Linked DNA regions of Homo sapiens: region 1 is linked to region 2. The links are chromatin loops, found by intact Hi-C in ENCODE. Cell type or tissue: PC-9. All regions are shown on one strand. Each heading gives the region's core, and the rest is flanking DNA. Links, peaks and the distances in the headings are about the cores only. Region 1 overlaps KIAA1755. Region 2 overlaps TGM2 (transglutaminase 2).

Evidence for each region. A loop is a pair of places that touch in the nucleus more often than their neighbours do. Peaks named below come from ENCODE experiments on the same cell type or tissue, not always from the same donor. Only the 100,000 strongest peaks of a DNase experiment are listed, where the experiment ranks them.
Region 1: it touches region 2 in a loop (5-fold over the local background); 2 of 110 quality-filtered maps call a loop at or near these places.

What each region holds. Positions count from the first base shown.
Region 1 is chr20:38,204,424-38,220,607 of GRCh38, forward strand. It overlaps KIAA1755, which reads right to left. Exons shown (of 14, transcript NM_001029864.2): 11 at 15,207-15,345; 12 at 13,821-13,943; 13 at 12,830-13,051; 14 at 6,080-9,320. The coding sequence ends at 8,619. Among named protein-coding and RNA genes, the nearest start is that of TGM2, 47 kb to the left of the region's middle. RefSeq lists enhancers at 13,092-14,291, 14,706-15,207. In PC-9, for the core only: CTCF peaks have their summits at 10,652 and 10,853; a DNase peak (open chromatin) is centred at 13,428; H3K27ac peaks cover 531 bases.
Region 2 is chr20:38,139,835-38,147,834 of GRCh38, forward strand. TGM2 (transglutaminase 2) reads right to left here. Exons shown (of 13, transcript NM_004613.4): 6 at 6,883-7,060; 7 at 2,230-2,365; 8 at 1,448-1,551. Among named protein-coding and RNA genes, the nearest start is that of TGM2, 21 kb to the right of the region's middle. RefSeq lists enhancers at 2,401-3,070, 3,071-3,739. In PC-9, for the core only: no CTCF peak of the experiment used is centred there; DNase peaks (open chromatin) are centred at 3,667, 4,157, 4,527 and 5,617; H3K27ac peaks cover 7,162 bases.

The DNA of each region.
Region 1 (16,184 bases), core at 7,272-15,271, 72 kb after region 2:
CTGCCATATCCTCCCACCTCCCCTATCCCCAGTCCTAAGCAACCACTAACCTACTTTCTCCATATATAGATTTACCTATTCTGGACATTTCTATAAATGGAGACATATAATATGTAGTCTCTTATGACTAACTTCTTTCATTTAGCATAATGTTTACAAAGTCATCTATATTATTACAGGTGTCAGTACTTCTTTCCTTTAAACAGTTTTTATTGTGGTAAAATATATATAACACTTACCATTTTGTTTTTAAGTGTGCAATTCAGTGACATTAATTACATTTGCAATGTACACCCATTACCACTGTCTCTTTTCAAAACTTTTTCATCACTCCAAACAGAAACTCTCTACCCATTAGGCAATAACTCCCCATTCCCACCTCCTCTCAGCCACTGGCAACCTCTTAACTACTTTAATGTCTCTATGAATTTGCCTATTCTAGTTATTTCATATAATGGACTCATACATATTGGTCATTTTGTGTCTGGCATATTTCACTTAGCATAATCTTTTCAAGGTGCATCCATGTCGTGTGTATCAGAACTCATTCCTTTTTATGTGGCAAGATAATGTTCCATTGTATGTGTGTGCGTGTGTGTATATATATATATAACAAAATGTGATTATATAAAACAAATGGAATTATATGTGTATATTTTGTTTATTCATTCATCTGTTAATGGACACTTGGGTTATTTCCATCTTTGAGCTATTGTAAATAATGCCGCAATAAACATTGGCATACAAGAATCTCTTTGAGTTTCTGTTTTCAAATCTTTTGGGTTTGTAACTAGGAATGGAACTGCTAGGTCATTCTATGTTTAACTTTTTGAGGAACTTCCAAACTGTTTTACACAGCAGCTGCACGGTTTTACATTCCCACTAACCATGTATAAGGGTTCTAATTTCTTCATGTCCTTGCCAACATTTGTTATTTGCTGCATTTAAAACATCATAGCCATCCTAGTAGCTATGAGATGGTATCTCATTGTGATTTTGATTTGCATTTCCCTATTGACTGGTGATGTATCTTTTCATGTGCTTGTTGGCCATCTGTACATCTTCTTTGGAGAAATAACTATTCAAGTTCTTTACCTAGTTGGTAATTGGGTTGTATTTTTTTGTTGTTGTAGTATAAATTCTTTACATATTCTGTATATTAAACTCATCAAATATACAATTTGCAAATATTTTCTCCCATTCTATATGTTGCCTTTTCACTTTCTTGATAATTTCCTTTGATGCACTAAAGATTTTAATTTTGATGAAGTCTAATTTATCCATTTTTATTTACGTTGATTGTATTTTTGGTGTCATATCTGAGAAGTATCTATTGGCAAATCCAAGCTCATTAAGATTTACCCCTACTTTTTTTCTATGATTTTTGTTGTTGTTGTTGTTGTTTTGAGATGGAGTCTCGCTCTGTTGCCCAGGCTGGAGTGCAGTGGCGGGATCTCGGCTCACTGCAAGCTCCGCCTCCCAGGTTCATTCCATTCTCTTGCCTCAGCCTCCCGAGTAGCTGGGACTACAGGCACCCGCCACCACGGCCATCTATTTTTTTTGTTTTGTTTTGTTTTGTATTTTTAGTAGAGATTGGGTTTCGCCGTGTTAGCCAGGATGATCTCGATCTCCTGACCTCGTGATCCACCTGCCTTGGCCTCCCAAAGTGCTGGGATTACAGGCGTGAGCCAATGCACCTGGCTTTTTCTGTGAGTTTTATAGTTTTAGCTCTTATATTTAGGTTGTTGATCTATTTTTAGTAAATTTTTTAATATGGTGTGAAGCAGGGGTCCAACTTTATTCTTTTATGTTTGGAAATCCAATTGTCTCAGCATAATTTGTTGAAGAGACTATTCTTTCTCCATTGAATGGACTTGGGACCCTTGTCAAAAATCATTGGCCATAGATGCATGGGATTATTTTGGGATTCAAAATTCTATTCCTTTGTCCATACATTTATCTTTATGGAAGTACCACACTGTTTTGATTACTATACCTTTGCAGTAAGTTTTGAAATTGAAAACTCTGGGTCCTCCAACTTTGGCCTTCTTTCCAAGATGTTTTGGCCATTTGGGGCCTATTGCAATCTGTTTTAAATTTGAGAAGTGGCTTTTTATTTCTGGACAAAAAAGCAGTTGGAATTTTGATAGGATTACATTGAACCTATATATTGCTTTGGGTGGTATTGACGTCTTAACAATCCTATCCATGAATATAGTGTGTCTTTCCATTTATTTAGGTCTTCTTTAATTTCTTTCAGTAATGTTTTGTAGGTTTCCGTGTATAAATCTTTCATCTCCTTGGTTAAATTTAGTACTGGGTATTTTATTCTTCTAGTGCTGTTGTAAATGAAATTGCTTTCTTAATTTCCTTTTTGAATTGTTTGTTGCTGGTATATAAAAACACAGCTGATTTTTGTGTGTTGATCTTCTAACTTGAAATTTCGCTGAATTTATTAGCTGTAGTAGCTTTCGTGTGGATTCTTTGGGATTTTTGAGATATAAAATAATGAGATCTGATCTTTTAAATATATAAATAGTTTTACTTCTGCTTTTCCAGTTGGATGCCTTTTTCCCCTTTTTCTTGTCTAACTGCGCTGGCTAGAACTTACAGTAAAATACTGAATAGCAGTGCTGCAAGTGGGCATTCTTGTCTTTCTCCTGACCTCAGAGAGAAAGCTTTTAGTCTTTCACCATTGAATTTGATGTTGGTTGTGGGTTTTTCATAAATGCCTTTTATCATGTTGAGTATGTTCACTTTTATTCCTATTTTTCTGAGTGTTTTTATCATGAAAAGCTATTGGGTTTTGTCAAATGCCTTTTCTGCATTGATTAAGATGGTCGTGTGGTTTAATTTCCTTTATTCCATTAATTTGGCATATTACACTGATTGATTTTCTTATGTTTAGCTATCTTTGCACTTCGAGAATAAATCCCACTTGGTCATGCTGTATAATCCTTTTAAGATGCTGTCATGTTTGGTTTGCTAGCATTTTGTTGAGGATTTTTGCATTTATATTCATGAGGTATATTCATAAGTTTAGTAATTTTCTTTGTGATGTCCACATTTGGCTTTGATATCAGGATAAGAGTGGCTTCGTAAAATGTTAGGAAGTGACTTCATTCCTTTTTAATGGCTAAATAATATTTCATTATGTGTATATTTTTAAAATCCGTTTTTAAAAAATCCATTCAACAGCTAATCAACATTTGGGTTGCTTCTACTTTTTGACTATCAGAAATAATTCTCAATAAGCATTCATGTATAAATTTTTGTGTGGATATGTTTTCATTTCTCTTGGGTATTGACCTAGTAATGGAATTGTTTGGTCATATGATAACTTGATGTTTCACAGTTTGAGGAACCGGCAAACTGCTTGCCAAAGTAGTTGCACCATTTTACATTGCCACCAGCAGTGTATGAGAGTTCTGATTTCTCCACATCTTCACCAACACTTGTTATACGTCTTTTTATTATAGCCATCTTTGTGGATGTGAAACAATATCTCCTTGTGGTTTTGATTTGCATTTCCCTGATGGCCAGTAATGTTGAATATCTTGTCATGTGCTTATTGGCCATCTGTACATCTTCTTTGGAGAAAAGCCTATTCAGGTCCTTTGTCCAGTTTAAAATTTACTATTATTAATAGTAGTATTTAGCTGTGAGAGCTTTTTACATATTATTGATACAGAATATTATCTTTTATGGGCCCACACTTGCAACTCTCTTCCAAGGTCTGCCCTGGAGCTACCAGACTCTGCTTTGTGCCACATGATTCTGCAGAAAGCCTGAAGTGCCTTGGAGGTGTAAAATGTCCTCCAGAGTTCCCCCACGCAGTCAGGCAGAGGCAGGGACTTGGTCTGAAATTGCACCTTGGCTTCCCTCCCTTCCCTGTTCTGCTTGCCTTTCTGGTTTCTCTTGTGATCACCTCTTCAATGAATCACCTGTACCTGAATCCTCACCCCTAGGTCCACTTCTGGGGAACCTGACCCCAGAAAAAGCTTGGAATGGCTGAGGAAATGAAAACAAGTTAGTGCTTCTGGAACTCAGAAGACATGGAGATTGAGATGAGGCTGAAGTGGAGGGCAGAGGCTGACAACACAGGCTTTGTAGATCACAGAAAGGTTGGATTTTCTATCTGGAGAGCTATGAGGTGCTACTGTTCAGGGTTAAGCGGGGCTGACATTATATTACATTTTGAAATACCCCTCTAGTTTCTGGGTGGAGAACAGATGAAGGGGATCCAAGTGACTGCAGGAAGACCACTGCGGACCCTGTTATAGTTGTCTGGGGCTAGAGGATGGAGGCTGGGATGAGGGTGAGGACGATGGAGGGAGAGAGAAGTAGAAGATAACAGAGAGATCAGGAGAGTGGATTTAGGGGTTAAGGGGAGGTTTGAGGACAACTTGCAAGTTTCCAGCCTGGGTACCTGGATGGATGGTCAGTGCACAGAGAGGGAAGCAGGACTGGAAGGGCAGGTCAGAGATTCCACATGCAAAACACCACCAGTTTTCCTTCCTGGTCTGACCTAATCCCTCCATTTCACAGATGGGGAAAGGAGGTCCTAAGGAAGTACCTGACTACCCAGAGTTCCCCAGCATGCCCCAGGCAGAGGGCAATGGGACCCCCAGAGTCCTGCCGCCTATCCAGAGCACTTACCCTACAGGGGACTCTCTGGCTCTGGCCTCAGAGAGCTATTTTCAGCTGGGGTTTGAGACGAGGCAAATTTGTCCTGGGCTGGAGGCCAATTCACAGCCCCTGGAGAACAGGACATCTCTGCTTTATGAGGTCAGACTGTATTCTGACCCCAGCCAGCCACCCTGTCTGGGTCTAAAGTGGGTGTGACAGCCACCCTGTCTGTGTCACAAGGGTGTGAGGGGCCTACCTCAAAGTGGCTGACAAAACACACGCTCATCCACAATCCTGGGTTTGGCATTGATCCAGAACCAGGCCCAGACCCTGTGCTTTCCCCTTCTTGGCCCCTTTCCTGGCTGTGTGACCTTGGGCAAGTCATTGCCCCTCTCCAGGCTTTAGTCTTCCCATCTGTAAAATGGGGCCATCTCAGAGTATGACTTCTGTGACCCAAAGGGTTGTAGTAAATATCAGATGGGAAATAGATGGACAAAAAGTGCTTTGCGAACTGTAAAGTGCCTAGACTTCTATTGGGGCTCAGTCCTATGTCTGCCCCACATCACTGCCCAGCAGTGAAAAGTCTTTTCAAAGCTTTGTTCCTTCACAAGATGGCTACTCCTCTGGAAAGGAAGAAGTCTTGGTGTGGAACACAAGGATCCAGAGATCTTATTTTCCTGACCCAGCAGGCTTGGCAAATCCAGTGGACAGATGGAAAAACTGAGGAGCACCTATCTACTCAGAGGCACTAGGCTGTTAAGCCTGGATTCAAAAGCAGGGCTCTCCAAGATGAGAAAGATCCTCATCCATCCAACGCCTCCATTGGAAAGATGGGGTAAACTGAGCACCAGAGAGAGGAAGCAACCTGCCTCGGGTGACCAGGCCATCAGCAACAGGGCAGAGTGGCACCTGAAGTGCCTGACTTCCAGGCTGTGCTTCTCTTTCTGTCTCTTGCCTACCAGCCCCTTGAGCTTGAAAAAAGTGTTCCCATCACAGTGGGATGTTGACAGTCACATCACTGGCTGACTTGGGGTTCCTTGAAAGCCCATCTTCTTCCACCACAGCAGGCTTCAAACTTTGTTTAAAAATCCCATGGAGGGGCACTGTGGCCTCTGCCTCCTCAGAGCAGTCTCTCAGGGGCTGAGGCTTTGCTGATTCAAAGCTATGTCATCACTCGCAGGGAATCTCTGGGGGAGGCCATGCCATGCCATGCCCCTACTGTGGGCATATTTGGGCAAAGTCAATAAACTAGGCCCAGATCAAGTCCAGCTCTGCCCCTCACTGTGGCACTGGGCAAGGTACCTCCAAATCTCTCTGAGTTTCAGCTTTGTCCTCAGTAAAATAGGGTGGAATCAGTCCTCATAATGTTGTAAAAAAAATTCAACAAGCCCTGTAAAGCTTTTAGAGGATTTAGCTCAAAGCTAGGCACAAAGAAAATGCAAAAGAAATGTTAGCTGTTATTATTCGATATTTTTATACATTGTTACTCATTATGACATTTCATTTCTGCATTCCCTTCTTCCCCAGGGGATGCAGTGAGGGGAGAGATTGTTGGGGTACAGTTCTTTCTGGGGACAGAGGGATGCACAAGGTAACCTTGGGGACTCCTCCCGCCCAAGTATTCTTAGATTACCTGTGCCCGCTTTGCCCCCCTTCCTTCTAGCAGTAGCTGTGGTCTCTCACAAGTCAGTTTCCATCCCAGCACCCCAGTTTCTGTGGCTCCCTGCCTGTGGTACCCACTGGCTGGATGCTGTTGCTATGGCAACAGCATTTTAAAAGCCGTCGGCCCTCTCTGAGGCAACAGGCATGGATGGAGATGGGCTGATCAACGCCTCTTGCATCTTTGGGCCTGTCTGGATGGAAGGCAGGGAGGGGAATGCAAGAATCAAACCTGGCTTTGGGTGGAGGACTCAGGCCCCAGCCCCGGGTGTTCCCCAAATGCACCCCCACTTTGCTGAGTCACACAGGAAGAGCACTTGGCTACAAACGCAGATTCCAGCCACCTGCCAGCACCAAGAGTCTATTTTAATGTCTGGGGTAGGATTCCCTAGGAAGCCTTTTGACCGGCTCTGCTCATGGCTCTGAGGCAGGCAGGCCCTAGACCACACCTGGGGAAGTCTTCAGTCTTGGAAGATTCCTGAAGCCATTTTAGGTATCAAGTGTGTGACTCTTGGCTGAGACAGCTCCTGAGAAGCCCTAGTTGTCCTCCTGTGCCTGGCCCAGGCCTGCCTCTCTCCCCTTCACAGCCTCATTGTGGGGGACCTGTGCCCCACAGCCTCTTTCTGGAGCCAGGAAAATTCAGAGCTAGGTGACCAAGAGGCCACTTCAGTAATGCATCCTACTGCAGAGGTAAGGCAAACACTTTCAGCTTAATGACACTCCAGAGAGGCGCTGGCAGGGGCCACTCTGGCCAGTATGAAGGGTGGGGCTTCTGGATGCTCCATCTAAGATCCGACAGATAGGCCCCTTCCCACGGTCCCCAACCACCAGGACCCAGCTGCCCACAGAACCCCAATGGTACTGGGCCACAGAGGCTGGGCATAGAGAAGTGGAAGTTGGGCAGGGAAGGGGACAGAAGACATTGAGTTCAGGGAGGCTTGGTGGGGAGGTGAGAGAGAGGAGGGACCTCTAAGGCGGAGAGGATTCTCTCTGGAGGACAAGGACAAGGTTCCACAGGGTTCCTTGAACTTGAGAATGAAGGTCCCATGCCTGCTGAAGAGGCCTTGTGAGACAGGGAGCACAGAAGACATGTCCTTCCTTTCTAAGCACAGGAACCGGCCTCTGGCTCCAGGAGGCAATTCTCTTTGCCAAGACCAATGGAGCTGGCTGTGCGTGCTGTCTACGAGTGCCAGCTCCTGAGGGTTGGCAGATAAATGCTCTGGATGCCTCACGCCTCAGGGGGTGTTCAAGGATTCCATGCTGTCTTTCAGAGATCTCCAGAAAGATCCAGCTACAGTTGCCAACATGGAAATTTGTATGAGGGTGGGGCACAGTGGCTCATACGTATAATCCCAGCACTTTGGGAGGCTGAGTCCAGAGGATCACTTGAGCTTGAGATCAGCCTGCCTGGGCAACATAGCAAGACCCCATGTCTACAAAAAATAAATAAATAATAAGCTGAGCATGGTGGTGCATAACTGTAGTCCCAGCTACTTAGGAGGCTGAGGTGGGAGGATTGGTTGAACCCAGGAATTTAAGGCTATGATTGCACCACTGCACTCCAGCCTGGACACCAGAGTGAGACCCTGTCTCTGGTGGGGTCGGGGGGGGTGGGCGGAAAAGGCAATCCCAGCACTTTGGCAGGCCAAGGCAAGAGGATCACTTGAGCCCAGGAGTTTGAGACCAGCCTGGGCAATGTAGTGAGGCCCCATCTCTAAACATAAAATACAATGAAGTTTTAAAAATTAAAAAAAAGAAAATTTGCTTGACAACATACTCTTTATTCCCTTTGCAGATTCGCCTCCTACTCCCCCAGCAGAGGTTCCTGGATCAGCACCAAACACACTGATCCTTAAATCCTCATCTCAGGGTCCATTTTCCTGGAATCCAAGACAAGGAAGCACTCCCGAATCTCCCCGAGGATTCTGCCTAAGGGCAACACTGGCCCTCGTACCCGAGGGGAGAGCTGTGTATGTTCCTGAGCTGCAGGTGGGTGTCTGCCTGCCTGCGAGCGAGACCTCTGGAGGGGTCTGTGCCGACAGGTCTTTCCACAATGAGAGCCTGGAGGGATGGAGCCAATCACACCATTTATTGTGCCCTGGTTCTGACGCCCACTCTTGCTATTCTGCATGGGTGAAGATCGGGTCTTCCAGGAGTTTTCTGGAGCCAGGGGCAGGTCGACAGTTCTCATCCTCCCAGCAGAGGCAGAATGTAAAACCAGTGCTCCATGGTGACGTCTCACTGGGACTGACCAGAGCTCCCAGCTACCCCTCCAGCTGGGCCCTGGCCCAGTGCTCCTGGAGGCTGGTGCGACTGAAGGGGCCTCTCAGCTAGAGGGAGGCAAGGGGACTTGTCTGGGGTGAGTCCTCAAGGGATGTCTGTGAGTCTGTCCCCTCTGAGGAGAAGCTGCCCCCAGTGAGGCGAGGGACCTGGCTCTGCCTGGGGGGCTGCTGCCGGAAGAAGGTGGTGGCAAGCAAATGCTCGCGGGCAGGGTCAGGCAGCTTGTGGGAGCCTTTGCCGTCTTCAGCCTCTGCAGCCTGGCCAGCTTCCTGGGGTGGAGAGCCTGCCTGGAAAGTTCTGTTCTGTTCCCCTCTGGGGGGCCCAGGAGGCCAATAGGACTTTGGCAAATGGTCCATGCCCAGTGAGTCTAGTGGAGGCTGATCCCACCTCCCCTTGGAAGTGACCTCTACACTCACACCCTGGCCCTTGGCTGCCACCCCTCTTCGTTCTGGGCGCGCTGAGTGAGCAGCTGGAGCCTCTGGGCAAGAGCTGTGGGTCAGTGCCTTCTCCAGGAGCATCCGGATCTCCTCATGCCTGATCCGGGCCTCCTCCCATAGCTCCTGGCCCAGGCCTGCCCGGCTCAGGGAGGCCACCTGCAGCCCCACGGCTGCGAGCTTCTCAGCAGGGAACTCAGATGCCAGTCGCTGCAGGTAGCGGTGGAGGCGGCGCTGGTCCCCAGGACTGACCCTTGAGGTCTTGTCCAGCCTGAGCTGGGCCATCAGGTCCTGACAGTCCATGTGGAACCAGGTCATCTGGGGGACAAGAAGAGAGGGAGGTGGGGGCTCAGGCTGGAAGTGGGACCATGGAGGACTGAATTAATAAGTGCCCAATGCCAGGGCCCCGCTCAGCTTGGCCATGATCTTCTCCACTGACCATGATGACCCTGGTTTCCCTCTCTTCCCTGGGGTGCACACACCTGCCATCTGGAAACAGCCCCCAAGCACCCTTAGAATCATCAGACACCTTTTTTTTTTTTTTGAGATGGAGTCTCGCTCCATCACCCAGGCTAGAGTGCAGTGGTGTGATCTCGGCTCACTGCAAGCTCTGCTTCCCAGGTTCAAACAATTCTCCTGTCTCAGCCTCCCGAGTAGCTGAGGCTATAGGCACCTGCTGCCATGCCCAGCTAATTTTTGTATTTTTAGTAGGACGGGGTTTCACCTTGTTGGTCAGGCTGGTCTCGAACTCCTGACCTCAGGTGATCCACCCGCCGCAGCCTCCCAAAGTGCTGGGATTATAGGCATGACCCACTGCGCCCAGCCCATCAGACACCTTCTAATAGACCTACGGGCCAGCAGGGACTTAGCCCTCTCTGGGGCTCAGTTTCTTCTTCTGTAAAATGGAAGTTGCACTAGATGATCATGAAAAGCCTTTTGAGAGGTGAAATTCCTCTCCATGGTTGTATTAACCCTTGAGAGTGCTGTGAGGGAGGAGTCTGCCTAATGCTTATTGAGCACTGACCGTTTGCCAGGTTCTGTGTGTCTCAGGCAGGATTGCACTGAACTGCACCAGCAGCCCATTTCACAGAGAAGAAAACTGAGGCTCAGAGAAGTGAACTCACTTGCCCTAGGTCACATAGCAAGTCAGGGAGGAGCTGGGATTCCACCTCTGATCTGTCCTCCAAGCACCTTCATGGGCAGAAGGAGAAACCGGCCAGGCAGGGGTGTGCCCTCACCATCACACCTTGAGACTGTCAGCCACACCAGGCCCGCAGGCCCCCTCCCTCCAGCCGAGCCTCTGCCTCATTTTGTGATTCTGTCTGTCCCCGCTTCCCCCACAAAACGTCTGCAGACTGCAAAGAAGCCAACACGTTCCCAGCCGCTCGTGAAAAACATAATCTTTCTCTCCATTAATTTAGAACCCGATAGCGAGCTGTTAGGCTGTAGGGATTGGAGAACCATTTTCTCCGAAGAGACCATCTTTCCACGGATTAAGGGAACTTGACTTTAGATAAATGGCTTCATATTCGTGCAAGCACACGGAGCTCATGGCCGGGAAAGAGCTCCATAAATCTCCGTTAGTGGCACCATTGTGTTATTATTATTTAGGACCAAAGCTGCTGCACACACGCTCCCCACCAGGGGCTGAGCCTGGTGCTGGGCTGTCCCATCATCTGTCTGTGTGTCCAGGACTTGACCTTCCAGGCTAAGCTGGACAGAGATGGATAGCACCTCAGAAATCATCTTGCCCAACCCCTTATTGAACGGATTGAAATTCAGGGCCAGTGAGGAAACAGGGCCAGCCCAGTTCCAACAGCGAGAGTTGGACTCAGAGTCAGGGTTGCTACCTCCCCCGTATGACTTCTAGGCCTGGCACAGACGCCACCTCCACACAGGCCATCCCCAGGCTTCCAGCCTATCCTGACTCCCCGCACAGCCTCCCTGAGACCTTGTGGGCCGAGCCCGTGCCAGGCACCATGGATAGAGCCAGGACCAACTCGAACCCAGTCCCTGTCTCAGGGAGCTCGCCTCGCAGGCACCATGCAAGAGACAAGCGAGTGACAAGGACCAGGACAACTTCAGGTCAAAGTGAGCACCCAGAAGCGACAAAACAGGGTGACGAGAGAGAACCAGAGTGGGCAGTCAGAAAGGGTGTCTGCAAAGAGGGGATGTGTGAGCTGAGAGCGGAAGAAAGACAAGAAGCCAGCCGGTCAACGGGAAGAGCTTCCCAGGCTGAGGGAACAGCACGTGCAAAGACCTCAGAGTTGGAGCACGTTTGATCGATCCGGGAAGGCCAGTGGGGCTGAAATTGGCTGAAATCAGTGGGCAAGGCAAAGAAGCTACCAGATGTCTTTAACCCTGGAGGCACTACTCCTCTTCTTCCTCCTCTTAATGATAATAATAATATTGATGTTAATAACAATTCTGAATTTGAACAAAGCCCTGTGCCAGGGGTTACTTCCATTGAAATCTGTCATTAGCTGGTAAGGCTGGCAGTAGAGCCAGATGGTCTGGGTTTGAATCTCTGCCCACTCAGTTAGCTGTGTGACCCTGGGTGAGTTATCTGACCTCTCTGTTTCCTTAGGTGGAAATGGGCATAATAGTAGTACCTGTCTCATAGGATCGGGGCGACAATAAAATGATACGTGAAATGACTAGAACAGGGCCTGGCTTGTCATAAGAACTACACGGCCATTAACTATGGTCTTAGCAAAGAGCTGAGGCCTAGAGCAGTGAAGACTGTGGTTGAGGTCACAGAGCTCACGCAAGGACATGAAGCCCCAGACTCCAAGGCTCGGATTCCGCCTGTATCGTGCTCTTAACTGTACACAGCTGGAACTGGGGGAGCCCTTTGCTGCCACTGCCAACATCTGCCTCCCTTGCCCACTGTCCCAAGGAGACAGAGAGTGCCCTGTCCTCCCAGGGCCCCAGGCGTGAGTTGACCAGAGTCCCTCCTGCTGCCCTCTGAAGCAGCCTGTGATCGCTGTGGCCTGCACGTGGGGCTGGCCTGACAGCTGGGAGGCTGGGGTCAGGTCTTTCTCATGCTTTGTCCTTGGTGACAAGTGCAAGGGGCAGCCAAGGGCACTGGGTCTGGGCCAGCCATGGGGGTCCCTGTCCCAGCTGGACCACACTCTCCCAGGCTGCTCCTTTGTCCCCACAGACCTCAGTTTTCCCATAATTTTTTTTTAAAGAGAGATTTGGCTACATGAATTTAGGACAGGTGGCAGCTCCTAAATCAAATCATCCTTCACCACTGCCCTCTTTGGGCAGTTTTCTCATCTGTAAAATGGGAACAACATTGGTTCCCTGTCATCAAAGAGGTATGGATAAGAATGAAGTCAAGTAAGGTGTGTGAAGTGCTCACAGGAGGTCTGGCATGGTGTACACACTCAGAAATGTGCACTCCCCTCCCAACAACCCCTCATCCTCACCATGGTCAAGCCTGCTTGGTGAAGGGATCTGTCGTCATTTCTCTTCTCTTTGGGGAAGCATATAAGGCATGTCACGGGGTACCACAGACACATCTATGTTCAAATCTCAGCTCTTCCCCTTCCTCTGTTTTTTTCCTGTTACAAGACTTGGGGAGTGAATCACGATGAGCCTCCGACTGTGTCTGGGTATCCCTGTCCCTGCTGTGCCCCCAGCCAGGGGATGGGGGTGGTGTCTGTGCAAGTGGGTGGGGGGGGGCTGTGTCTAGGTATCCAAGGGATGGGGGCGGTGTCTATGCAGTCAGGCCATGGGGCTGTGTCTAGGTATCCCTGTCCCCACCATAGCCCCAGCCAGGGGATCGGGGGGTATCTGTGCAGGTGGGCCGCGGGGCTCACCCTCTTGCAGAAGCGGTGCAGGTGGAGCAGCGTCTCGAGGTCCGTGCGTTGCCGCTCGGCCGCCATGTAAAAGTGGGTCAGCTCAGCCTGGAAGGCCCGCTGGGTAGAGGCAAAGGCTGCCAGCTCTGGGAACTCTGCACGTTCTGCCTCCCCAGCCCCTCTGGCTGTAGCTCCCAGCTGAGCGGCCTGCTTGGACAGCTCCAGGCCTCGGCGGTACTGGGCCTGAGAGGGGAGAGGAGGGGGCGCCCACTCAGCACCCACCTTGGCTGGGGCCTCCCTCGGAGGTCAGCAACCTCCAGCTGCCTTGCTGGCGAGCCAGGAGACTTCCTGAGCTTCAGTTTCCTCATCTGTAGAATGGGGACCCTAATAGCACCCACCTCACAGGGCTTAGCTCCTGGTGAGGGTTGAACAATTAAGAGCAGTTATCACGCTTCTGGAAGTCTCCAGGCCCTCGCCATGGCAGTTCACTTTGCCTAGCCGGGCTCTGCTTAGATGTTCCTTCTGGAAAACTTCTCTGACTCCAAAGGCTCCTGCTCTGAGTCCCCACATTCTCCCTTACTGTGCGCTTCCCTGTTTGTCCCCGCCCCCGCCCCCGCTCCCCACTGGCCTGAGAATTCCTGAGCGCTGATACGGGGCTGAATCACCCTGTGGTCCAGAGCCTTGTCACATCGCATCACGTTGATGCAGCTTCCCTGCCCTCCAACCCCCGGCTCTGTGAGGCTGAGTTATTAGGTCTAGGATGGGGCCCTGGAAACTGCATTTTAAGAAACCCTCTGGGGGATTCAGAATATTCTTTGGGCTTGGCCATCTGGTAAGAATCTCTGGGGGAGATAACATCTCAGCTGAACTCTGCAATCCAAGCTGGTTCCCTCACTGTCTCTGGAACTTTTCTTGCTCTTTCCCACCTCCACAGCTTTGCCCTGGCAGTGCCACCCCCTCTAACGCCCTCTCCATCTGCTCCAGTCCTGCTCCTCTGTTGTCTGGAACGCACTGCAGCCTGGAGGAAGAAGTTCTCAAATTCTGCGTGGGCTTTCTCCACTGTCTCCAAACTTCCATCCTTGGGGGTCAGTGATTGCAGGCACCGCCTTCCTTCCTGCTCCATCCAGTCGCTGACCTGGGGCAGGAGAGGCAGATTTGGACATGAGGGGCTGCTAGGAGACCTCCCTTGTCCAGCTCCCCCACTTCCTTGCAGGCTGAGGTCTTCTGTCTTCACTCATTCAGTGGCTAGGCCTGTGACCACTGGCTTGGACTGAAATTCTCCCAATTCTGGGCGTGGGAAGAAATGACTTGGGGAGGGGGAGTGTGTGGTCATGTTCTTCAAAGCGGGACCCTGGAGGGCATCTGGCCTGGCCAACGCCCTCAGTGCACAGTTATCTGAATGAAGGCACAGGGTGGTGAACTTCAGGCTACTCTAACCACTCAGAGACGCCGGATCATAAAAGGGGTGGCCTCAGGGGTGATGAGCTCCCTGTTCGGGTGTGTGTGTGTGTTTGTGTGCGCGTGCACATGCAAACAGTGCTGGAGAAGAAGCTGCAGGCTGCAGAGGAAAGTCCATGGGCCTGCTGGGAACTCACCATGTGAACATGGTAAGCCACTCCCCCTTTCTGGGCCTCAGTTTACTCAGTGGTAAAATGGGGTAGACATGAAGATTCAATGAGGGATAGAGGGTATATAATGGCTCTCAACCCCGAGTGGAAGTTCCTTTCTTATTCTGGGGCATCTTAAAGAGCCTATTCACTCACTTTATCTTCACAGATCCAATGTAGCACGTACTGATATTACCCCCCATTCAACAAATGAAGATACTGAAGCACTGAAGAGTTAAACATCTTGTCCAGGGCCACACCACGAGTAAGTGCTGGAGCCAGGAATGAACCAGGGCTGTCTGATGCAGGAGTGTGCCGTGCCCCACAGCTCCAGGCTGACAGGAATGTGTTGGTTCTCGGCACCGGCAGTCAGATGAAGCCACACCAGGTGCAGGTTCCAGAATCAGACCCCGAGATATGCAACCACAAGCAGGTAACATAATGTCTCCCAGCCTCAGTTTCCTCATCTGTGCAGTGGATGAAATCCTAGCACCTTCCCCATGAGTTCAGAAAGCAATGATGTTCACAACGGCTCTGGCCCAGGGCTTGGCACAGAGTTGGCGCTCAATAAGTGCAGCTCTTGGGGCTATGTTTTCACCCACTGAGCACTTATTGAGCACCAGGTCATGTGCTACGCCCCAAGGATGCCTGCCTGGCCTTTGAAGGATCGCCAGCTTGGTGTCCTTTCTCCAGAACAAAGCACCTGACTAGGGACGGGCCCAGAGTCGGGGCTTTCCTGTGGAATGTGGCCAGGCAGAACCCCCACACCCCAAGCCAGACACCCCTTTCACCTGGTGAATGGCAGCTTCCAGGCGGCCCAGGCGGACACGGAGCTCCAGCTTCCCCAGGAGGCTGTTGGAAGCGGTGACCAGAACATGAAGCTGCTCGTCCACAAGGCTGTACAAGGCAGTGGCTGCAGCCAGATGGCTCCTGGGAGGTGGGCGGAGGTGAGAAAAGGCCTCTGTTGCCCTCTTCACCCTGCTGTACTTCTGTCCCGCATAGGCCTGCCCCTCCATCTCTGTGGCCCCAGCCTGGGTTTCCAGCTAACTTGCTGTGTGACTGTGGGCAGGCCCTTCACCAAGGGCCTCAGCCTTGGTCTTCCATGGGACTGGGAGGACAAGAGAACACAGTAGGAAGTGAACTGACCCTCCCCCTTCCCTAGAAGGGAATGAAGCTGGCCGGACAGATCTGGGTTCAAAGCCCAGCTCTGCTGCCTTCTAGTAGGAGGCTCTGTGCAAATTTCTCAACCTTTCTATGTCTCTGCTTTTTATTCTGTGAGGTGGAGATAATCACAGAACCCACTTCATAGCATGGTTGTAAGGATTAAATGATCTAACGCCCTGGCCCTCAACTCTAGCTATACATTATAACCTGCCCTGGGAGCTTTAACAAATCTTAGTGCCCTGCCCCAGGCCAACAAAGTCAGACTCTGAGTGCAACCAACACACTGATGTTTCCCTTTTTTTTTTTTTTTTTTTTTTGAGACGGAGTCTCACTCTGTCACCCAGGCTGGTCACCCAGGCTAGAGTGCAGTGGCGCGATCTCCATTCACTGCAACCTCTGCCTCCTGGGTTCCAACGATTCTCCTGCCTCAGCCTCCTGGGTAGCTGGGATTACAGGCACGCACCACCATGCCGGGCTAATTTTTGTATTTTTAGTAGAGACAGGGTTTCACATATTGGCCAGGCTGGTCTTGAACTCCTGACTTCAGGTGATCTGTCTGCCTCAGCCTCCAAAAGTGCTGGCATTATAGGCATAAGCCACCACGC
Region 2 (8,000 bases), core at 1-8,000:
CACAACTTTTAAGGTTCAAATCCCAGCTCAGCCTGTTATTAGCTGGTGACTTTGGGCCAGTCACTAACTTCTCGAAGCGGCAGTTTCATGTGGAGATAAGATCTGGACCACCTAATGAGCATTCCTGAATTATAGATGTAAAGCTCATAGCCTATACTAAATGCTATGCAAGTATTTGATAAATAAAATGGAAATGTATCCCAGACATCCTGAGGAAATTATGGAGCCAAGGACAGGCAACATGTTAGCAAGGAGGACATCTGTCTCGTTTCCTGCTCATACTGAGAGTGGAGCTCAGTGCCCCGCATGGGGCCAGCCCCAGGGCGTGTGTGTTCTCCAAGTGAATACGGGTGCCTGATGTTTACGTAAGTGTGGTTGATAACCGCCCCACACTGTCCGCAGACTTCCAATGCTGAGGACTAGAGGCTGGATAGATACAGTCTAGCACATCCATGTGATGGACCACGGTCACATTAAATAAAAATTCAAATCACAGAAAACTATCTGCTGGAGAAATGCCAATGCTTTATCCAGAAGTGGACAGAGCTGGGAAAAAATGTTCCATGCCGCTGGAGGTCTTAAACCAGGGCCCACGGATCCCCCCAAGGCACTACCAACAGAATTCAGGGGTCTATGAACCCTATGATGGGGAAAAAAGGGTATCTTTGTTTTCACCATAGCACTTTCTTCAATTGCAAAAGCAGGAAATGACCATAGCAGCCTGAGGAGCACTTAGGACTTGTCACTCATAAGAACCACAGGCGTGGTCATTACAACCTTACAGCTGTCCCAGATGGCAGGAAATTAATTTATGCTCATAAATTATCTCTACAACTATATTATGGAACTTACTGACTCTACCGCTAGATCTTGTTCTATAAAGAAGCATATGTTATTATATCATAAATTCATTTTTTAAAACTTGTGACAACTGTATTTTAATGTAATTGGTTTTCTTTGTAACGCTATGTATTATATTTTATACATTTAAAAATATTCCTAGAAAGTGTCCATATGCATCACAAAATTGTGCCTTAGTGTACTCTCTCTTTCAAACACACAGGTACTACATATATATATGTGTGTTTATATACATACATATATAAACACACACATATACACCCGCATACAAATACACGATTTGAAATCAGTGGAAGCTCGTGTGAATGTTAATGCTGCTTATTTTAGAGGGAGGAGACAAAGATGCTATTTGATTTTTTTCTTTGAGCTTCTCTGTATTTCCTGCTTTCCGCAATGCACGTGAATTATTTTTGAGATTTATCAAGAAGTGTGTTATTAAGATGTAAGTGAGGTCCCCCACCCTTCTGTGGACCCATCAGTGGTCTCCGGGTGAGCTCCTAGTTCTGCCGCCCTCCAGCTGAGTCACTTTAACTCTCCAAGCCTCGTCTTCCCCATCTGTTTGACGCGACAGTGCCCGCCCACGCACCTTCGCTCTTCTCCTGGGGCGTTGGGTCCAGGGCCTGCCAGCCCTCGTACCCCGGCTGCAGGTCCGGCCTGGTCATCCACGACTCCACCCAGCAGTGGAAGTTCCTGAGGGGGATAGGGGGGCGGGAATGAAGCAGAACATGAGCAACATTCATCGCCACCTCCCACGGGCAGACCATGCATTCATGTCCCCAGATGCAAGCTCGCCTCGTCCCAAACTGAGCCCAGGGTGTCTCCCCACTGCCTTGTTCTTCCCCCCACGGGGGCCCATCTCACAGCACCCTCTCTAGCCAAGGCGCCCACTCCTACACCTCAGAGCCCTTCTCAACTCCTCTCCCCTCCTTGCCCCTCTCAGTGGCCCCTTTGACCTCCTAATTTCTTGGCTCCATCCCTTCTTTTCTGTCCGTTCAGGGCTTATCACTCCCCACCTGGACCACGCCCCAGCCCCCCGCCCATCTCTTCCCCTCTAGCCCTCCTGGCAGTTGTCAGCCCCGCCCTCTCCCACTCTGAATCCTTGAGTGACAACCTATTGCTTTTGGAATCAAGCCTGGGCCCCCTAATGTGGCATTCCAGACTCCCGACAACATTTGCAGCATGATTCTTCCTGAGGCCCCATCATGTATGTGGTTGACTTTCCCTCTAGGCCTTCCCCAAGCCTGCTCAAATACTGCTGAACTTTTAAGGCCCAATTCAAATGTGACCTCCTCCAAGAAGCCCTCCAAGGTTTCCTCTCCATGGGGCCCTCCCTACTGGGCTCCGATCCCACCCTGGCCCCCACCTCACCAGATCATCTCGCTCTTGTCACCCTGGATCTCCCCAAACTCATTGCGGAAGTACTCGATGAGAAGGTTGCTGTTCTGGTCATGGGCCGAGTTGTAGTTGGTCACGACGCGGGTAGGGATGCCCAGGCACCTCAGCACTGTTGGAGAGGAGTGGAAAGCGGGGTGAGGTCCTGGAGACATCCGCCCTGCTCTGGGCCTCCACCTGCCCATCTGCATTCCAGGGAACACTGTACCTGCTGTCCAAGTGCTGAGAACATGAGCCAGCCCTTCCTGCCGGGACAATGGCGCCCACCTCTCTGGTCACCCCATGTCCATTCTATGCCCCTCACATCACAGTTGCCAGAAGGAGACTCTAAAATACAAACCCCGGCCAGGCGTGGTGGCTCACGCCTATAATCCCAGCACTTTGAGAGGCCGAGGGGGGCCTGAGGTCAAGAGTTTGAGACCAGCCTGGCCAATATGGTGAAACCCCGTCTCTACTAAAAATACAAAAATTAGCCAGGCATGGTGGTGCACGCCTGTAATCCCAGCTACTCAGGAGGAGGCTGAGGCAGGAGAATTGCTTGAACCTGGGAGGCGGAGGTTGTGGTGAGCCAAGATTGCACCACTGCACTCCAGCCTGGGCGACAGAGTGAGACTCCATCTCAAAATGAAATAAAGTACAAATCTGATGTCACCACTCCTGTGATCAATTGTCCTTGGTTCCCCATGGCCCTTGAGGTCAAGGCCAGTGCCCTGGCCATGGCCCTTGGCCCTGCAGGGTCTGGCCCCTGAACCCCTCCTCGCACGCTGTGCTCCTCCACACTGGCCTCCAGCATGCTCTGCCTCTGCCAGCTTCAAGGCATCGGTGTCTGCAATTCCCTCTGCCTGGAAGGCTGCCTGCCAGGTTCAGGTTGCCCCATCATTTGCATTCATAGCACGGCTGGAGATCCTTCATCCTTCCAGTGTACAGGCATGTGAGGGATTCTTTAATTAGTCCTCCAAGGCCAGTGAGGGATCTGTCTTATGTTAGATCCTGGAGCCCAGCACAGGCCTGTCATTGACTATTTTGTCAAATGGGATGAAGGAGTGGAGGAAGGAGAGAGGAGAGGAAAGAGGGAGGGAGGGAAGGAGTGATTGAATGACTGACTCTCCCCAAGATAGGGACTTAAAGACTCAAACAGCAGAACAGGCAGAGGAGGGCACAGAGGTCGGGAGACCCAGCTGCTTTCAGCTGTGTGACCTGGGACCAGTCCCTTCATGTCTCTGGGCCTTGGTTCCATCTCTTTGTGCATTAGTGATGCCACTGAGGACTCATCATCATTCCCAATGTACAAGAACACGGATGCACGTGGCCCTATAAATAGGTCGCAGCACAGATCAGGGTCCTCAGACTTGTCCGGAGGGAGGGCCCTGCATACCTGCCAACGCCCTGTTTGCTGGGAAAGGGGCTGATGTTGCAATGACAGGTTAAACAGCAACAGGACATTGACTGGCATCTGCAAGCTGAGCTCAGCTCAGAGAGGCGAGGAGCACAGGGGAGGGAGGAAAATCCCGGTGTGGATCTCACCCACACGGCCCACTGGGTGCTCCTGGCAGACGGAATTATGGGTGCTTTTACTCTCTCATTTTAAAAATGTGCTTTTTATGTGTATTGTAAAAGTAACAGATTCCCAGAAAAAAATATCTAAAAAATGAAGAGAAACAAGATTAGGCGTAATAAGGTAATCTGTGGGACTTTTGTTTTACTTTTAGTTTTGATTGAAGTTGAGTTTGGGAGTGGGGGAGAAGGGATGCGACCTTTGCCCTGGGGCCACCATCGATAGGCCAGGGTAAGAGCTTACTGGTTGGCCCTGGATTCCTGCCAGGAGATTTGTAGGAGCTTCGAGGAAGGAGGAAGGAACAGCTATGACCTCCCCCTCTTGCCTGGTTTCTGTCCCCCTGAGGCCTGGGCAGGGCTCAGCCCTAAGGCTGCCCTCAGTGAAGGCTGGTGTCCTAACCACAGGTCTTATCCCACCATGCAGTGGGCCTGAGGACAGACCGGAGGACGGGGGAGGTCTGTCTCTGCTTTCCAGGGAGCCAAGTGCCACTCTTGCCCCAGGGGTGGTGTCCCGGGAGGCCTCCTCATCAGTCTAACAGGAGGCTGCCCCAGCACCGTGCACACCTGGATCAGAGACTGACCCTGCTGCTCACCAGCTGTATGACCTTGGGCAAGCCACTCCCCTCTCTGAGCCTCCATTTCCTCCTCAGTAAGACAAGCTAATAATAGCAGCTTGTGGGGATTTGTGGTGATTCAGAGAGAGGCCGCGGGTGTGGGCACAGCCTTGTCTGCCCATTCCCAGAGCAAGCATTGAGGGGGTGCTCGGGAACAGCACAGTGTGTCATGGTGCCCGTTACGGCAAACGTCGTCCATCAGTGCTGGCTGATTCATGGACATTGAGGAAGTACAGTGAGGGATCCGGCTAAGAAAGCTGGAATGCCAGGCTCCCCTGGAAATCCCCAAACCCAAGCCTAACCGGAGCCAGAGACTGTGCTAAGTGATCTCTCCCTGGTATTAAGAGCTTCCTATGAATGAGATCAGTCACCATTGTCTCCATTTTATAGATGAGGAAATTGAGGCTTGGAGGCATCAATTCTCTTGCCCAAGTCCACCCAGGGGTTAGTGGCAGAGCTGGATTCAAACCCAGGCAGTCCAGCTCCAGAGTTCATGGGCCAATTCACCATTGGCTCCCCACGTGAACTCCACGGCCACAGTGGTCAGACAGCCCTTTTCTTGGCCAAGTTTTCCCTGGCTCCATCCTACACAGCCTGGGAAGAGGCTGCGGGGACCAGAACACAGCCCTGCAGTGGGCAGCTGAGGGGCAGGATCTGCTGCTCAATCTTCAGGCGGCCACAGCCCAGGGTGACCAGGATGACCAGGGTTTCTGCCGGTGAGCCTGGGGATCCAGGTCTTGGATTTCGGGGTTTTTCCAGGAAAACCCATGGGCTTCTTTGAAAAGAGGTGTTTTAGGGCTCTCAGAGGGAAGTGTCTGGCATGAAGGAGTTTCCACAAGAAAAAGGAATTCAGAGGTCACGGGGAACAGGCAGTCCCAGGCAGAGAGGCAGGAGTCAGAAGGCAAGGACAGCCGAGCTGAGAACCTAGGTTAGGCTGCCCTGACCCAGCCTGCTGGTGTGGAGGATGTGCTGGGGGCCCTGCCAGGCACCCTTTCCTGGGCCTTAGCACTGGTTTTGGAATCAGAAAAGCTGGAAGCCCCAGACCAGCCTTTTAGATTGAGCCTGGTAATAATAATAGTCGTGACAATAAATAGTATCATCACATAAGTATTTTCTATTATGCACCCAAAATCATTTTAAGCACTTCCCACATTCATTTATTTATTTAGAGATGAGGTCTCGCTCTGTCACCCAGGCTGGAGTACAGTGGTGCAATCATGACTCACCGCAGCCTCGACCTCCTGGGCTCAAGTGATCCCCCTGCCTCAGCCTCCCAAACAGCTAAGACTACAGGTGCACCACCACCACGCTCAGCTACCTCACACATATTAACTCATTTAATCCTCACAACCATCCCAGTATAAAGGTACTACCGTTGTGCCCATTTTACATACAATGGAACTGTGGTTCAGAGGAGTTAAGTGATTTACCTAAGGACACACAGCTGGTAAGAAGCAGAGCTAGGATTTGAACCCAGGCCTTGACTTCAGAATTTGTGCTCTCTCTCTTTTTTTTTTTTTTTTTTTTTTTTTGAGAGAGGATCTTGCTCCGTTGCCCAGGCTGGAGTGCAATGGTGCAATCATAGCTCATTGCAGCCAACCTCCAGGGGTCAAGCGATCTTCCTGCCTCAGCCTTCTGAGTAGCCAAGACTCCAGACACACAACCATGCCTGCTAATTTTTATTTTATTTTATTTTTTTGTAGAGACAAGGTCTCACTATATTGCCCAGGCTGGTCTCAAACTCCCGGCCTCAAGCAATCCTCATGTCTTGAGTCTACGTTCTTAGCCAGCATGTGATGCTAACCCATTCTCATAAGCACCATCATCAGCCTGGCAACAATCATCGACATTTTCTGGCCTTAAATTTTGAAGATTTTTGTTTTAGATTTATTTTACTTTTTTGGTTTTAAATTGCTCGATATTCCCCCTCTACATTTTAGAACATGCTTTCTTTCTTGACACTGATATTACTGTTAGGATCCAGTTATTACTGGCTAATATTTGCCGAGAGTGACACTGGGCTAGGTTCTGTGCTGAGTAGCTTCATGTCACACCCACTCTAGGAGGAAGGTCTTGATGTTGTCCCCATTTTCCAGACGAGGAAACTGAGGTTCAGAAAGAAGTCATTTGCTCAAGGTCACAGAGCAAGTGGTGGGAGGGAGGGGGTTTTTAACTCAAGTTAAAAATCCTGAGTTTTTGAGAACGTGGGCTCCAGTGCCCAAGTTCTCAGCCCTGAGCCCATGCAGTCTCTCCAATGATAGCCCTTGATCCTAACAACCACTGGAGGGATGGCTATTGGATAAAGGACCGGAGAGGGTGGTCACAGGCTCTAGGCCACATAGCGCATTGAGAGTGTTGGTGGCAGGGGGCAGGACCAGGGCAGGGATGTCCTGATTCCTACTCCAGTGCTCTTCGTGCCCCCTCCCAGGGCTCATGACCCACATCCCAGCGTGCAGCTCACCTGTGCAGGCCACGGCGGCGAAGACCCAGCACTGGCCATACTTGACGCGCTGGCAGCCGTGGTTCTTCCAGCGCCGCAGGATGTCCACGCTGCCGATCCAGGACATGGGGCTGACGCCGTCCCCGTAGTTGTTGTCCCAGCGTCCCAGCAGCACACCCTGGTCATCGTTGCAGTTGACCTGCAACCAGTGGGGCAGCACGGGGACTGAGCCTGGGATGGGGTGTCGGCTGTGCCGCCTGGGTGAGCCTGAGTACAGCAGGGGGTGAAAGCTGGGGAGGGGAGCTCCAGGGTGAGGAAAGAGCAGGTGCAAAGGGGCCATCGTGTGACAGACTGGTGTGCGGCAGATGGTGGGGGCTGGAGCCGGGGGACAGGAGGGAGATGGGGAAGAAGGAGGTGGGGCAGGGTCAAGGACTTGAACGCGATACTGGGGATGTGACTCTGTCCTATGAACACAGGATTGCTCGGGAGTGACATGGTGTGATCTAAGTTTTACAAAGACCCGCTTGGGCCCCCCACCCCAGATTGTGTCGTTCCCCCTAAACTCCCATTACCTCGAGAATAAAATCAGCCTCCTGACCATGATCCAAGAGGCCCTTCTGGTCTCACCCCTGCCCACCTCTGCAGCTTCCTCTGCACCCACGGGCCCTGCTCACTCCACTCCAGGCACACTGGCCTCTCTTCCTTCCTCAAACCTGCCAAAGTCGCTCCCTTCTCAGGGCCTTTGCACAGCTGTGCCCTCTGCCTGGAATGCCCTTCTCCTGGGTACCACCTTAGGGAGCCCCTCAGCCCCTCCCTGAGCCTGGCCCTGCAGTCCAACGCTCTCACACCTCGGGTTCCTTCAGAGCGTGCACCATCATTTATGAACCATGTGAACTGCCTGCTCGTTCATATGGTAGTTTGGTTAGTGTCTGTCTCCCCTCCCCTCCCCTCCCCTCTATAACACAGTCTCCATAAAGCTAGAGATCACACAGGACTTGCACACAGCTGTCTCCCCAGTGCTTAGGACATAAGTGGTACTTGATAAATATTTACTGAAGAAATGAATAAATTAATTGCTCTGGGGGACCCCATAGCATCACCCTCATCTGTGCAAATCTTATCTTTCCAATATAAGGTCT